2 separate regions of the Homo sapiens genome follow, and region 2 is linked to region 1. A link is an interaction called in ENCODE POLR2A ChIA-PET data of the cell type or tissue named here. Cell type or tissue: OCI-LY7. All regions are shown on one strand. Each heading gives the region's core, and the rest is flanking DNA. Links, peaks and the distances in the headings are about the cores only. Region 1 has its middle 62 kb from the start of LINC02539. Region 2 has its middle 36 kb from the start of WAKMAR2.

What was found. Peaks named below come from ENCODE experiments on the same cell type or tissue, not always from the same donor. Only the 100,000 strongest peaks of a DNase experiment are listed, where the experiment ranks them.
Region 2: POLR2A ChIA-PET joins it to region 1 with 7 read pairs; 3 of 35 experiments call an interaction of 5 or more read pairs at or near these places.

The regions. Positions count from the first base shown.
Region 1 is chr6:137,796,534-137,804,875 of GRCh38, forward strand. No RefSeq gene overlaps it. Among named protein-coding and RNA genes, the nearest start is that of LINC02539, 62 kb to the left of the region's middle. In OCI-LY7, for the core only: CTCF peaks have their summits at 3,592 and 3,795; a DNase peak (open chromatin) is centred at 3,628.
Region 2 is chr6:137,900,097-137,908,438 of GRCh38, forward strand. No RefSeq gene overlaps it. Among named protein-coding and RNA genes, the nearest start is that of WAKMAR2, 36 kb to the left of the region's middle. RefSeq lists enhancers at 5,014-5,063, 5,244-5,333. In OCI-LY7, for the core only: no CTCF peak of the experiment used is centred there; a DNase peak (open chromatin) is centred at 4,575; H3K4me3 peaks cover 864 bases; H3K27ac peaks cover 920 bases.

The DNA of each region.
Region 1 (8,342 bases), core at 224-8,223:
CCTTGGCCTTTCAGAGTGCTGGGATTACAGGCATGAGCCACCACACCCAGCTGGGACTGGTGTTCTTATAAGAAGAGATACCACAGAGCTTGCTCTCTCAAGAAAAGGCCATGTGAGGACTTAACAAGAAGGCAGCCATCTGCAATCCAGGAAGAGAGCCCTCACCAGAACTGAAATCGTCTGAGGCCTTGATCTTGGACTTCTGACTGCCAGAACTGTTAGAAAATAAATTTTTGTTGTTTAAGCCACTCAGTCTGTTTTATTTTGTTATATTGGCCTGAGCAAATACACACGATTTATCTATTCACTTACTGAAGGATAGCTTGAGTGCTTCTAAGTTATGGCAATTATGAATAATGCTGTTATAAACATTCACGTGCAGGATTTTTGTGTGGACATAAGTTTTCAACTCATGTGGGTAAGTACCAAGAAGTGAGACTGCTAGATCATATGGTAAGAGTGTTTAGTTTTGTAAAAAAAAAAACTGCCAAACTGGCTGTACCATTTTGCATTCCCACCAGCAATGAATGAGAGTTCCTGTTGCCCTACATCCTTACAAGCATTTGATGTTTTCAGTGTTCCAGACTTTGGCCATTCTAATAGGCATGTAGCGGTATCACACTGTTTTTTTGTTTTGTTTTGTTTTGTTTTTTGTTTGAGATGGAATTTTGCTCTTTTTGCCTAGGCTGGAGTGCAGTAGCACAATCCCTCTAAGTATGATCCCTTTAAAAGAATTCTTATACATGTGTGGGTAGAGGCTGGAGGTATGTATACATGCATGTACATAGACAGAGGGAAAGATGCCTGCATGCCTGTTTTCGTTTTGAGACAGAGTCTTGCTCTGTCACCCAGGCTGGAGTGCAATGGCATGATCTCGGCTCACTGTAACCTCCGCCTCCTGGGTTCAAGCAAATCTCCTGCCTCAGTCTCCCAAGTAGCTGGGATTACAGGCATGCACCACCACACCCGGCTAATTGTGTATTTTTAGTAGAGATAGGGTTTCACCATGTTGACCAGACTGGTCTCAAACTCCTGACCCCAGGTGATCCACCTGCCTCAGCCTCCCAAAGTGCTAGAATTATAAGCATGAGCCACCGCACCCGGCCTGCATTGTTGTTTTAAATTGCAATTCCCTGATGACATATGATGTGGAGCATTTTTTTATACGTTGATTTGCTATTCGTATATCTTCTTTTATGAGGTCTATATTCATGTCTTTTGCCCTTCTTTTTCAGCAGGTTATTTGTTTTCTTATTGAATTTTAAGAGCTCTTTATACATGTATTAGTTCATTCTCACACTGCTATAAAGAAATACCTCAGATTGGGTAATTTATAAAGCAAAGAGGTTTAACTGGCCCATGGTTCTGCAGGCTGTATAGGCTTCTGCTTCTGGGAAGGCCTCAGGAAACTTACAATCATGGCAGAAGGCAAAGAGGAAGCTGGCACATCTTATAGAGCTAGAGCAGGGGGAAGAGAGACAAGGGGGAGGTGCCACACATTTTTAAACAACCAGATCTCCTGAGAACTCTGTCATGAGACAGCACCAGGCGGATGGTGCCAAACCATTAGAATCCACTCCCATGGTCCAATCACCTCTCACCAGGACCCACTTCCAACATTGGGGATTACAATTCAACATGAGACCTGAGTGGAGACACAGATGCAAACCATGTCAGTATATTTTGAATAACAGTTCTTTACCAGATATATCTTCTTGCAAATATTTCCTCCCGGTCTGCAACTTTTTCCTTCTCTTAACAGGGAGTAAGTATTTTTAATTCATTAATCGATCAGTATATAATCTTGTTTTATGTGTGTGTCTATTTTTAAACACCTTACTTAATAGATATTATTGACTCAGTAGCACTGAACTCATGGCCAGTAACACTATAACTCATGTGTGATTGTAGCTTATCTAAGACATGTTGTCTCAATCTGCCCGGGCTGAGCTAATAAAATTCCACAGACTCTGTGGCTTAAAGAGCAGAAATCTATTTTCTCAAACTTCTGGTGGCTAGAAACTCCAAGATCAAGGTGCCCACAGGTTTGGTTTCTGGCAAAGGCTCTCTTCCTGGCTTTCAGACAGTTGCCTTGTCCACATATGGCTTTTCCTCTGAAGGGGGGAGATGGGCAGGGTGGGCAGAAGAGAGAGAAAGCTCTTTTTATAAAGACACTAATTTTATCAGATCAGGGCCCAATTTATGACCCCCCCCCCAATAACCTGATAAGGCCCATTCTTTTAACCTTAAAACCTCTTTAAAGACCCCATTTCCATATACAGCCAAACTTGGGCTGGACCTTCAACATATGAATTTGCAGGGACACAAACCTTCAGTCCATAACACGTCTTTTCTCTGTAAGGTCATCACAGCATTCTTCAGCTTAGGAACACCAAACATCACTTCTGCACTATGGCGGGGAGCCATTTGAAACAGTAAAGTCACAAAGAAAAAACCACAAAAATGAAAACATGGGCAACTAAGGAGGCAGAAGGACTTTTGTTTACAGGATGAGAGCTGAAACAAAAAGGCAGAGCCTCACCTGGTGCGACCTCAACTGGAAAAGTGCATGAGTGACTCAAATTTTTTACCACATCATGCATGTCTATGAATGATACAAAAGCACAAGTTTTGATTTGGGGGTTAGAAATAAATTTTAGCAAATAGGCAAATCTACAAATAATGAGGATCAACTGTATATTTTTTGGATACATTGAGAGGATCACCCAGGAGACGGGCTGCCATAAATGCCCATTTGGATGGTAGGGAGAGGATTACAGTGAAGACAGGCCCACACCCACATGTGATCATCAGGTGCTTAAGAGGGTGGAAGGACATGAGCAGACAGAAAGAGCTAGCTGGCAAGCTAGCTGGCAATCTGGAGCTTCCCTTCATTCTCTTGCCCCACTGGATGCTGAGATGAAAGCCAGAGGACTTGCCACAGGGTCTGGATGCTGAGATGAAAGCCAGAGGACTTGCCACAGGGTCTGCTGAGACAAAGCAAGGTGACCCCACAGCACAGGATGGACAGCCAAGCCAAGGGATGGAGGCAGCAGAAACCCAAAGGGCTAGAGCTCATTTGAGTTGAAGAGAAGCAGAGATCAGGAAATGAGTGTCGAGTTCTTTTTAAGAACATTGCTGGAGCTGGAGACCACCAGCTGCAGGTTTCAGCCCTGAAGAGCAACAGGGCAGCAGCTCTGGACAAGGGGCTGGCTGCTACAGATACACGGATTCCTGTCAGCGCAACCTGTGAACTGTCATGAGCCCAGGGCCTATCCATATCCCGTCAGCACAACATGGAACCAGCAAGTCACGTTCTTTTCCATGCTTTCACCTAGACCTCACTATCTCAACTAGGTTGAACTGGTGGAAGCTTGGGAGGGCCAATTTAGTTAAACAAAAGATAAAGAAATCCCCTTTTCTCTACATCTCAGCTGTACTATGAACTGACATATGTGATCCAGTTACATAATGTTTTTAATTGGCTATCCTCTTAATGGTGGTCATAATCTAGGGAGGAAATTAGATGCTTCCTGATTCATCATAATAAGACAATTTATGATGAGAGCTTCAAGTGTTCATTAAGTTGGTTTGTTTTATCCAGGGGGCAGCAGTGAGCTTTGGCAATGCTATCAGCAAAGAAAGACACTGAATTGGTGCTCAGGACAGTGAGTGCTACTCAGAATGTCTTGGGAAGGCTGTTACAGTACTTTCAGGTGTATTTCTTATGGTTTTCAGGGCTGACTGAAAAAGGCTAATCTGTCAGGTTCGCAGCACCACAGCCCTGCCCTGCCATCTTCCTTTCTCCTTCCCCAACACTTTATACCTCCACATCCCCTCCTGATTCCAAGACGCCTGGCCTTGGCCGTCTCCTATAACTGATGCTCTCAGCAGTAGTGGTAGTAGAGATGACTTCCCTTTTGGTCTACTCACTCCCTTAATTGTCCAGCAATTCTTCATGTTGGTGATGTTGTTCTTAAGATTTGAAATATGCTGATGATTTTCCATTGCCACCCCTGCCTGCCCTTCTCTGCCCTGTTTAGTGCCCAGAGAAACTGCCCCTTGGAATTGCTCATTCAGGCTCCCTTGTTGGCTGGCTTCCATTTGGGTTCTACCACTGTAGGTGCCTGGCCTGTTTGACCCTCCCTGTTTTTATGCACCCTCCCTGTCTCTGGCACCTGCTGCATCCCTTTTTGGCTACAGCCCTTGTTGGGGGCCTGTCCTCATCAGCCCCATTGCTTAATGGAATTTAGTGACACTATTACATTCCCCTTGTTCCTTCAGCCCTATGGACGGTGATGATTTCCAGCTATTGCCAGTCTCTGAATGCTTTAACAACCCCTATTGTTTCCTTTAAACCTACCCACATGCTCATAATTTCTTCACTGAAATTCTTTATTCAGTCACAGGAGTTGGAGTCTGCTTCCTGCTGCAACCCTTCCTGATCCTTTAAGTTAATCTCTAACTTGCTATTGGTGATGCTTCCTTTAAGCCTTGAGTTTTTCATAGTTCAGCCCACAAACATCTTGCTTTCAGAATTGTCGTAGGTGCTTGCTAAAAATGCAATTTCCTGGGACCCATCTTTCTAATCAGAATCTCTAAGAGAGCCCAGTGGTGATGAGTGCATCTCCATCTTAACACGCTCCTGAAGCTGAAGGACCTGATATGAGGCTCACCACTGCTGGGAGTCAGCTAGTGCCTGAGAGCGTGTTCTTGGGAATGTCAGTAGCCTTCCAGAGCCCTCTGATCTCTGATAAAGCCCGTCTTTATTCATTAAGATTAATTACATGCATTTCAAGTGATTTAAACTTCTAAGAGAAAAAGGTATCTGTAAATAAGATATTTTTGAGCCAAACCCACCAAGTGTTTGGAGCCCTGCTGAACACGAATCTCAGTCTGCCTTCTTGGGAACACCAAAAGCGTGAATATCAAAGGGGAGGTGAAAGTTCAGGCCAGTGTACTCAGGTTTGAAATGGTCTCTTTTAGAAAGCCACTCCTGTTCCTCCAGCACTCACTCTTTGGGATCCTTACAGAATTCAGAACTGCAGGAAACAACCGCCTAGTTATTCTCGACTTCCATTTATTAACTTTACAGAAGGGAAACTGAGCAAAAGGCTGCCCAGAGGCTCACTCTGAGGTTTCTGGAGGTCAAAGTCTAGGCCCAGATGTGCTGGAGCTTCTGCTCAGGGTCTCATACAACTGAAATAAAGGTGTCAGCCAGGCTGCATTCCTTTCTGGAGATCAGCAGAATTCAGTTCCTTGTGATTGCAAAACTGAGGCTCCAGTTCTTTCACTGACCATGCACCTGGGGTGCTCCCAAGTCTTAGAGGCTGTCCGGCAGTTCCTGGGCATGTGGCCTCCTCCATGAGCCCTGTCTCACTCAGGCTTAATGGATAATCTCCCTTTTATGAACTCAAAGTCAACTGATGAGTAACCTCATCATAAAGTAATATGCCTTCATCTTCACAGCTTCTGCCCACACAAGATGGGAGGGAATTATACAAGACATATATACCAGGGACAGGAATCATGGGGACATCTTAAAACCCTGGCTATCACCAGGGCTTGCCTTAAAGCAGCATATTAATAGCAAACATTTATTGAGTGCCAAACACTGGTCTAAGCCCTATACACATGTTAACTCATATAATCTTTAATCTTTACAACAGCTCTAAGAAATAGGGACCATTATTATCACCCCGTTTTTGTTGTTGTTGTTGTTGTTGTTCTTTTTTTGTTTTGTTTTTATTTTTTTTGTTTTGTTTTGAGAAGGAGTTTCGCTCTTGTTGCCCAGGCTGGAGTGCAGTGGCACAATCTCGGCTCACTGCAGCCTCTGCCTCCCGGGTTCAAGCGATACACCTGCCTCAGGCTCCCAAGCAGCTGGGATTACAGGCGCCCACCACCAACACTGGCTAATATTTTTTGTATTTTTAGTAGGGATGGGGTTTCGCCATGTTGGCCAGGCTGGTCTTGAACTCCTGACCTCAGGTGATCCGCCTGCCTTGGCCTCCCAAACTGCTGGATTACAGGCGTGAGCCACCGCACCCAGCCAACACCCTGTTTTTATAGGCAAATCACTTGAGGGATCTGAGGATAAATGCAAATTAGAAATAAGGCTTAATTCTCCCTGTTGAAAATAAGGGAAGGAGCATCCCACCCTTTCCTTTTCTTCAGAGTTTCTTTCTCTGTCCTTGTCAAATGTATGTAAACCTTTTTAATGGCTAACTAAACCTCTGGCCAGTGTCAATACTCAGGAATGTTTCCTGAAGTATCTGAGAGGCTTCTCTTTGAACTATAATCAAGGAAGATAACAGCCAGTCTCCCTGTGTCCTGGGAAGAGATAGGCCTACCTGTCACCTGACTCAAATGGCAAAACCTACCCAAGGTAATGGGTTGGATCCACTTGGCTATATAAAAGAATGAAATTGCTTTCTTTATAACCCCTTCAGCAGGTTGCCTGTCTGTGATACACATCACATTCTCGTTTTTTGTTTTTACCTTTCTGGGTTTTCTTTGAGACAGGGTCTTACTCTGTAACCTAGGCTGGAGTGCAGTGGCACCATCTCAGCTTATTGCAAGCTTTGCCTCTTGGGGTCAAGCGATTCTCCTGTTGCAGCCTCCCGAGTAGCTGGGATTACAGGTGCCCACCACAATGCCTGGCTAATTTTTGCATTTTTAGTAGAAACAAGGTTTCACAATGTTGGCCAGGCTGGTCTCGAACTCCTGACCTCAGGAGTTCGCCTTGGCCTCCCAAAGTGCCAGGATTACAGGCGTGAGCCACCACCCCTGGCCGCATTCTGGTTTAATGCTGAGTCAGTAGTGAAGTTGTTTCCTACTTTTCCACCTTTGTAAAGAGGTTTTCTGGATTTGGAGGTGATATGGTTTGGCTCTGTGTCCCCACCCAAATCTCATCTTGTAGCTCCAATAATTCCCATGTGTTGTGGGCGGGACGTGGTAGGAGATGATCGAATCATGGGTGCGGGTCTCTCCCATGCTGTTCTCGTGATAGTGAATGGGTCTCACAAGATCTGATGGTTTTAAAAATGGGAGTGTATCTGCATAAGCTCTCTTTGCATGCCGCCATTCACATAACATGTGACTTGCTCCTCCTTCCCTTCCACCATGATTGTGAGGCCTCCCCATCCACTTGAAGCTGTGAGTTCTCCATTAAACCTCTTTTCTTTGTAAATTTCCCAGTCTCAGGTATGTCTTTAACAACAGCACGAAAACAGACTAATACAGGAGATTCTGTTTTTAATTATATTTCCCTAATAGGTGCAGAAAAGTTAAGTAACTTGTCAGTGACACCTTGCTACTGAGTGGCAGAGTTTACACTGTGAACCCAGGTCTCTGGCTCTAGCTCTAAAGTCCATGTACCTATCCACCTCGTAAATCTTACAGTTTTACCAGAAATAGTTTGGAGTATCCACCTATTCTTTACCTGAAGCTTCCCCATACACCTATTAATGACCAGTGAGGCCTCCATATCTAAACCTTCAGATCAGGGTTTGGAGCCATGTAATGTGTTGTGGTGTGGGCTACCTTGTGCATTTATAGGATGTTTAGCAGCATCCTTGGCCTTTACCCATGAGAAACCAGTAAGGTACCAGGATGTGACAATCAAACATGTCTCCAAACATTGTCATACATTTTGAGGGAAAAGGGACAAAATCACCACAAGCTGAGAACCAGTCCTTTAGTGGACACACACACACACACACACCACTTGCTTGGCAGGGAGACAGGGAAAAAGAGAAGAGGACCTATAGTTGGGAGAAAGGCTTTGACTTTCACACAGTGACTAGAAGCCAATGGCCTGGTAGCTGAGGCTGCAGCCTCCTAAATCTTGCTTTTTCAGAAACAAGAAGAAAAGGGTTGGGTTAGCAGTGGTCTCATGAATCTTTCTTCCCATTCTTTCTTTCTGGTTGGATTGGAAAAGTTAAGTGTCTGAGAAGAGTTAATCACAATAAAAATAATTTCTCTTTAACAAAGATTTGGGCTCCTCTACCTTGTACTGTATTTCCCTTTATTCTTTAGTGAAATTTGAAGTTTTGTTAAATCCTCTAAAGGATCATTGGCAGGAAAAATAATGAGTTTGGTCAAAGACTCTAACTTCAGACTTTCTACAGCTGCAGACCACAGCAAGAAGGTGACTTCACCTTGGAAAATTCTCAACTGAAAGCCTGGGAACAATCAAATGAAACGTTTTTTTCCAAAAGATTATATGCTGCCCATAGTCAAGCATTTGTCTTTCTTAAACTAACCAAAACGTACAGAATTATCTTTTGGAACTAGATGATTTATGAATTGAAAACAAACCTAATGTACTTTCACTCCCTTGC
Region 2 (8,342 bases), core at 158-8,157, 100 kb after region 1:
TGAGCCCTAAACAAGAACTCTGCTAGAAACACAGGTCAGGCAATGTTGTTTCCAGGCTTTCAGCCTCAACAGAGAAAGGGAAGCTGGGAAGGGCTCTTGAAGGTGGTGGCAACTAACACTGCCATGTACTATGTATATTGGGGTGGGTGACTTCTCTACCCTGAAGTAGCCAAGCCGACTTTCAGTCTGCAGAAAGGCTATAGGATGTGTATTCCAAAAAACTAGAAGAGATTTGAAATGTTCCTAGCACAAAGAAATGATAACTATGTGAGGTCACAGATATCTTAATTATTCTGACTGGATCACTACACATCGTACGCATGTATCAAAATATCACACGTATCACATATAGGCATACAATTATGTTTCAATATAACAATTAAATTCTTTTAAAAAAGAGATCCTATACAGAGCTTTCCCTTTGATAGGTCTATGCCTAGCTAAGAAACATATTCTCACATTGCTCAAAGGTCCTTTACATCTACTGATTTTTTTTTTTTTTTTTTGAGACAAAGTCCCACTCTGTCGCCCAGGCTGGAGTGTGGTGGTATGATCTCAGCTCACTGTAACCTCTGCCTCCTGGGTTCAAGCAATTCTCCTGTCTCAGCCTCCCAAGTAGCTGGGATTACAGGCATATGCCACCACGGCTAGCTAATTTTTTGTATTTTGGGTACAGAGTGGTCTCAAACTCCTGACCTCAAGTAATCTGTCTGCCTTGGCCTCCCAAAGTGCTGGGATTATAGGCATGAGCCACCATGCTTGGCCTTACATCTACTGACTTTTATCCTTCTAACTACATAGGATGTAATATTTATGTGTTTTGAGTAATTATTTGGGGGTTAAAGTGTCGTCCTAGGAGGTCTAACACATCAATCCTTCATACCAAAGAGTTGACTGCTTCCTGAAATGAATTATAAGGTCTGTTCAAAGTGAAGGTTAGCCACCCCACCCCCCAGGGTAAAGAACATTAAAATGAGAGATAAGGTCTGAGTTCACATCCTAAAAAGGCCATTTATTAAACATAAATACGTCATTAGTCTTCTTAAAGACAGTTTCCTCTTTAGTGAAACAGAGATTTAATAAGCCTCCCCTCCTATCTCAAAGAGTTATTTTAAGATTCAAAACTAGAATGGGAAAATATATATAAAGATATTTTTGTAAATCATAAATGTTATAAAGGTCAGAACCCAAGAAGGCTTACCTGGAAAGTTTGCAGGATCTTGGCAAGGGAGACATGAGGACAGGAAAAGAAGCCAGAATTACTGGGGACTAACCTTTCTGTAGAACTGGGACCTGAGATGGATAGCTAGATTTTCAAGTTATAGTGTCAAAAGGGATATAGTAAGCTTGACACGGTATCAGTATCTAAGAGGTCCAATCTGGGGCAAAACAGACTGTCCAGCCAATGGTGAATTTTGGAATCAGGCATTCGGCAGGGTTGACTGAGATCTAGTTGTTTGGATTGATATCTCAACAGCAGATCAAAGTCCAGACAGTAATATCCCCCACATAGTAGCTTGGCATGGAGTAGGCAATCAATATATTTTTATTGACTTGACCTACTGATAAACAGAATAAAGGAACACATATCTGGCAATAAGATATCATGTTGTCAAGACCCCAGAGAACCTGAGTGCAGTTCATGAGCTGGCTCCAGGCCCAGATAGGGATTTCAGTGTTAACCAGGGCAAGCTGCCTAGTGACATGGACAGAGCAAGCTCAGTGAAGGCCAGGAGGAAGAGAAAGGATACAGCTCAAGGGGCTCAAAGACGTTGAAGCTCACCCCAGACGCAATGGCCTTGGATCCAGCACAAATTCAAAATTGTACCTATGAGTAGGGTTACAGCATCTGATGTACTTCAAGGCTTGGTCAGGCTAGCTGCGTCAGGACCAGGATGGAGCTAAGAATGAAGGTGGCGGGTGCCCAAAGCTTAACAGAAAGTGAAAATACATATTAATATATTATTCACTGAGTTTTTAAATATTAACTATTCACCTAAAAAATTAATATTTTTATTTGGGAGGCAAAGGGAGTTTAATTTGGATTTGTTTTAATAATCAGCTTAATAGGTACTAAAATTTCTGTTTTTAAAGAATATTTAATGGCATGGGAAATTCTAATGAAGTAATCAAAGAGTTGGTAAATAGTATATGCTACTATGGTCAGAATTCTTTGTGTGCATATTACTTGTATACAGATATAGATAAAGAGAAAATTGGACATATCTTGCAGAGACTGATAAAAAGTTGTAGAAGGAAATATACCAAAATATATTTAACAATAATTTCTGGATGGTAATGCCTATAAATTACTTCTGTTTTGTTCTTTGTAATATCGGGTGTTTTTACAATTCCTGACAATAAGTTTACATTACTTTTATAATCTTTTTTAAAAGATTTTCTGCAAACCTATCTCTTATAGTATCTCTACAATTCACAGAGAAAGAAGGAATACTCCACAGCTCATTCTATGAATTCAATATGACCTCGCTATCAAAATTAGACAAGAATGGAATAAGAAAGGAAAATTACAAGCCAAACTAGGCCATCGATGTATATATACAGGCCCAAATCAACCATCAAGTTTTTTTTTTTCAACATAAAAGAAACAAACTCTTGGAAAACCAAGTCTAACTGTGTTTAGAAAGATAATACACTAAGAGCTAGCTGTCTTCATCCTACAAGAACAATTTATCATAAATAATAGTTTCGTACTGGCATAAGAACAGACAAATTTTCAGTGGAATAGAATGGAGAGGCCAGTTAACAGGGTGTAGATGACATCTCAACAGTCTTGACTTGGATTTCCTTGCTCACCAGTGAGACTATCACTTCATATGACACATTTATACATGGAAATTTGTCACATGATGGGGGTGACATAGTTGAGCAGTAGAGAAAGGAAGGAATCTTTAAAAAGTACAGTTGGAAAACTGATTATAAATATAGATAAAATTGAATTTGGATTCCTAGCTCCTAGTCTGCTTAAAAATCAATTACAGACAGAGTAAGGAATTTATATGTCAAAAACAAAACTTTATGAGAGGAATATATATGGGTAAATAGTTTTCTGACTTGAGAATAGAAAAGAATTCCTTAAACAAGACCAAATATGATATCCTAAAAGAACATATTGACAAATGCGTTGAACAACTACACTACACTCCAGGTCCTCCCTCCAAAATCCTAAACCCAAATCTCATCACGTTTTTCAGTGAAATAAAAATACCTTCTGTTTCCAGCAAGCATCCTCCATAAAAGGCTTTGAAGTTATTAATATAATTAGCAAAAAATTCAGTACAGTATCTATTTTTAAACAGCGGTATTAAATTATAAGAACTATTTGTCCATTTACCCTAGTTCCTTGGAAGGCCGTGCGGAAGAATCAAATGCGCAAAGGTTAAAGCCCACAATTTTCTTCTTGAAGTAAATGGTAGCATTGTTAAGAAACGACCGAGGCCAATTTTCCTTTTTAACAGTGAGAACAACTTGTAACTAGAAGTCAGAATCTCTATTCAAGTATTTTACACAGTTCTTCTGTGAATTGCATATAGTGGATAGGATCATATTGATCTGTGATGTCAAAATCCAGTGCAGAGGCTTCACAGAGGAAGTAAAAGGAGATAAGATGACTACTCACCACTGCTCTGGGCACCAAGGCCCAACCTCTCCTCCTCAGAGGAGGGCAGTTGTCCAGGTACCTTTTAGCCCCAGCTCACATCTGAGGCTCATTATTCCTGGGTGAGAAAGCAGCTTTGGGGCACTTTCTAGAATGCTCTATCATGTGCTAGAGAATGATAATGGTGAATTCCACAGAGAGTTGTGCTTGGAGGATTCCTTCATTCTCAGCTGGGAGAGACAACCACCCCCGGTAGTTGGCTTTAAAATTTTTTTTTATCTATCTATCTATCATCTATCTATCTATCGATATTTTCACCATGTAGCCCAGGCTGGTCTTGAACTCCTGAGTTCAAGAAATTGGCCCGCCTCGGCCTCCCAAATTGTTGGCATGAGCCACCGCACCTGGCCCCAGGTAGTATTTTTACACTTGTATTGTCCAAGTTTTAGCATGAAGTGTTGCTTTTTCTCTGGTGGTCTGGAAGAGTTCACCCTGCCTGTTAGTGTGAATTTTACCTGCTAGAAGTGTGTCTCCAACAGACATCATCCTGAGAATGTCAGTGGGGGACTCAAAAACGAGGGGGCATCTCCTTGCCAATGGGGCATCTCATAGTCGTCAATGCCACTAGCGGTTAACAGGAGTACCTCTGGATGTGCATGCTGTTTTAGGTAGGCCTTTTCGGGTTTTGAAAACTCACAAAGCAAGTGAGGGGACTGGAAATTGAATTTATTCTTAGATCCTTGTCTCAGAAATGTAAGCACAGGGCAAGAAAGTCAGCACAGTGCCCTGGAGTCCTATCTGATCTCCGGGTTTTGGGGGCACCTTCCAGAAGGTACAGGTGCCACAAATACCCCTGCAAGACTCAGTGGAAAAACTCTCACCACTATTCTTATGCCCAAGGGGCCACGCTGTGAGTGTCTGCATCTCCTCAACCACACAGGTCTTCTCATTGCATGCCTAGATAAGGCAGTTACATTGAAACTATTGCATCACCTTGCTGCAGTCATGTATGATTAACTAGATATGCTGGAAAGAGAGAGGAAGGAGGCTGGTTACCGAGTTTAAGGAGTGTCATTTATGGTAAAACACATTTTTCCTATAATAAAATCAATCATAGGTGGTGGCAATTGCTACAACATGCTTTAGTATTGGTTTGATTTCTCCATTTCTAGATAGTGTTTCCCATTAGGTTGTTTTTTTTTTTTTTTTTTAATCAGCCTCAAAGAAACCTTAAAATAAAGTTGTGACTGAGGGCGGGTGAAGGGGACATGGAGTATGATAGTCACTTTTGTTCCAGTGTTAATTTTCAAAAACTCCGGATGTCTAATATTGAAAGCCAGTCCAGAGCGCTCAGTGTTAAAGAACTCGCTCCCTACCCGCCCCCCCGCCACCCCAACTGCGGGGCTGAATCACACGAGGAAGGAAAGTCTGGCTCACTGCTTTATTAATTCACTACTGTGATTTCTTTCTCTGTTACTAAAGGGGACTGGGCGGGGGGTGGTAAATTGAGTGGGCAGCCAGGAAATGTGATATTTTTCTTGGTTCCTTGTGATTGGAGGAAATTCTGTCTTCTCCTTTTGGTTCAAAAGTTTTAGCAACATAACCTTTGGTTTTGTTTTGTTTTTCTGTGAAGTAATTTGACTTTTCAGTGGAAGCTACCCCAAGCCCACCTCTCTGGGGTTGTAAAACCCGCTCGCTTTGATACAATTTCATTAAATGAAGTCATCCAGATGGTGAGCCCATATAAAACCCTGACCTTCAAAGGTCTCTGCCTGTCTCTAGGTCCTTGGGTAATTTGAAGTGTCACTTCTTGGCCATGTCTGCTCAGACCTGTCACCTTAAATCTCCTCTTTGAACTTTATCTTACTTTTCTCCTTAATCTTCTTTTGATGGGAGGTGAACATTAATAGGAATGATCTTCAATGCCGGTTCTCTGAAGACCCGTAGTAATTGTTAGTAATCAAGCCTGATGTGATGGACAAAATACACATTATGTGTAAATGTCCCATGCAAAATGTGAGAAAGTTTAGATGATGTACAGCAGTTATTTTTAGTCCTTCGAATAAAACATACTCCTCACATACATACTCCTCACATTCGAGAGCAATATTATAAATAATGCAGCATTCATTTAATATAACCTCAGTATGTTTCATTTCAAAAGACCAACTGTAATTTCTATTTCTGTTTATTTTTAAAGAACTCTTCACTACTGTAATATTATATTTTAATAATAATAACAATGACCTGTATATATTACATACTTAATATATGACAGTCCATAAGCTAGGGTTTATAAAAATATATATGATCAAATTTCATCCTAACAATACATTATGTGTTAAGTATTATCCCCATTTGACAAACAAGAAAACTGGGTCTCAGAAATGTGCACAGTCATGTTTAAAAATCCTAACTCTCTATCTCAAAAACCCATCCTATGGTGTCTCTAAGAGAAATGTGTAGACTGCTCAAACTGGTTCTAATAAAGTTTTCCCTCATTTTGAATGTTTCTGTTCAGTAACGAAAAACTGTAAATAAATAATACAAAAAGCATATTTATAACCTAAGTATAAGGCCTAAGAATAATAATAAAATGGATACTTGCATACCCACCACTGAGCTTAAGAAATCAGACATTAGCAACACCTTTGAAGCCTTGTGTACCTTTCTCCCAATCTATTCATCTTCCCCAATCCAGAGACATGGTTTAGTGCATGTGAGTGAGCCACCTCCCCAGTTAGAAAGTAGGCTTCTTGAGAAAAAAACTGGGTTTATTATTTCTTCATTTTTCTTTTTAGTTTTACCACATAGGCATTTATCCCTAAACACTGTACTATTTGATTTTGCTTGGCTTTGAACTTTATATAATTATTCTTTTGTAACTTGCTCTTTTAATTCAGTACCACCTACGTTGATGACTATAGTGTATAGTTCTTAATCTTCACTGCTATACAGTAGTCAACTGTATGACTATACCACACTTATTTACCTATTATCTCATTTGCCTGGATCTGTGTCGCTTCAGGTTTTTGCTGTTACAAATCAAATAGATATTCTTGTCCAAGTCTCCTGGTACACACATGCTAAAATTTCTTTTGGGTATATATCCAGGAATAAAATGCAGATTGAAGGGTGTGTGAAGTTCAGTCTTACATAACCGTGTCAATTACTTTTTTTATATTTTGAAAAAAAATTTTCCCATCGTTTTTCTACTGTTCTGTTTGCTGCTCATTTTCTTACTAATTTGTGGGCTGCCTTTATATATTTTTATTACTCTTTTTGTTGGCATACATGTTGCAAATATCTTCTCCAAATTTTCAGCTGACTTCTCAGAGAAAGTCTTAAGTTTAAACATTGTCAAATTTTAATTTTTTTCCTTTATGAGTAAAAACCTTATTTAAGAAATCTTTTTATTTCCAGAGGTGTTATTCATCTGAAATGTTTTGTTTTGGTTTACATATTTAAATGTTTAATGTCTCTGAAATTGATTTAGGGATATGGTAAGAATAGGCAGGAATCTGATTTTATTTTTTCCATGAATTCAGGGGAGCCACAGTCTGAAACCAGACCACGTGGGCTCTATAGTTAAAATATTACAATCTTCTCCATAACATTCTTGCTCCTCTCTTGAAAAAGGTTTTTCTATGTATCTTATGTTTTTAACTGCTTTTGTGACTATTGTCTTTTTTTTTTCAATTTGGTTTCCTTTTCTAACTTGTTTGCTTTTGTGACTGCTGCCTTTAAAAAATATATTTTTTGGTTTCTTTTTCTTTCCTTTTTTTTTTTAAAGAGATAGGGTCTCGCCATATTGATCAGGTCAAACCTCTGAACTCAAGCCATCCTTCTGCCTCAGCCTCCCAAGTAGCTGAGATTATAGGCTGGTTTCTTTTTTTAACTTGTTTGCTGTTATATAAAAATGCAATTGACTTTTATATAAATATTTGTGTTTTAATATCTATGGATTCTTTTGGGTTCTTCATAAACACAATTATATCATCTGATGGGTGACTGTCAAGATGTGTGTGTGTGTGTGTGTGTGTGTGTTGAAAGATACATTAAAGACCCAAACAGTGTTCATTATTGTTATTTTACCACTTAAAAATCAATTTTATTTTATATATTTATTTCATTTCTCTGTCAATATATATAAATTTTGATCTGTTTTCTCATTTAAGTAATATTTATTTGTTCAGAAAACTTAGAGAATAGACATAAGAAAATCAAAATGCCCATAATCCCATCACACAATTAATTAGAATTCAATAACATAGTTTTAAATTACTTACCATGTGATCTAAATGCACTACTTATTTCCTATTTTCAAAGATTTTGCTTTCTGGTGAATAACTACTGTAAATGTTTTGATATTATACTCATTTAGGCTTTTTAAAATAATAAATACATATTTTTAACACAAACAGGTCATATTGTACATGCAGTTATGCAACCTAATATTTTTCACAAACGATATATGTAACCATTTCTTTGACATTACTGAAAATTCTTCTGCCACATTATTTTTGATGAATGCATTGTATATTTCATTGTATGTATTATAATTAATTAGTTTTATTGCATATGTGCTGCATTCAATATTTTGCTATTATAAATAGTTATGACTTTCTATCATCCTATGATGATTCCCTCAGAATAAGTTTCTGGAATTAGAATGCAAAATTTTACATTTTTTAAATAGCATTGCCAAATTATCTTCCAGAGA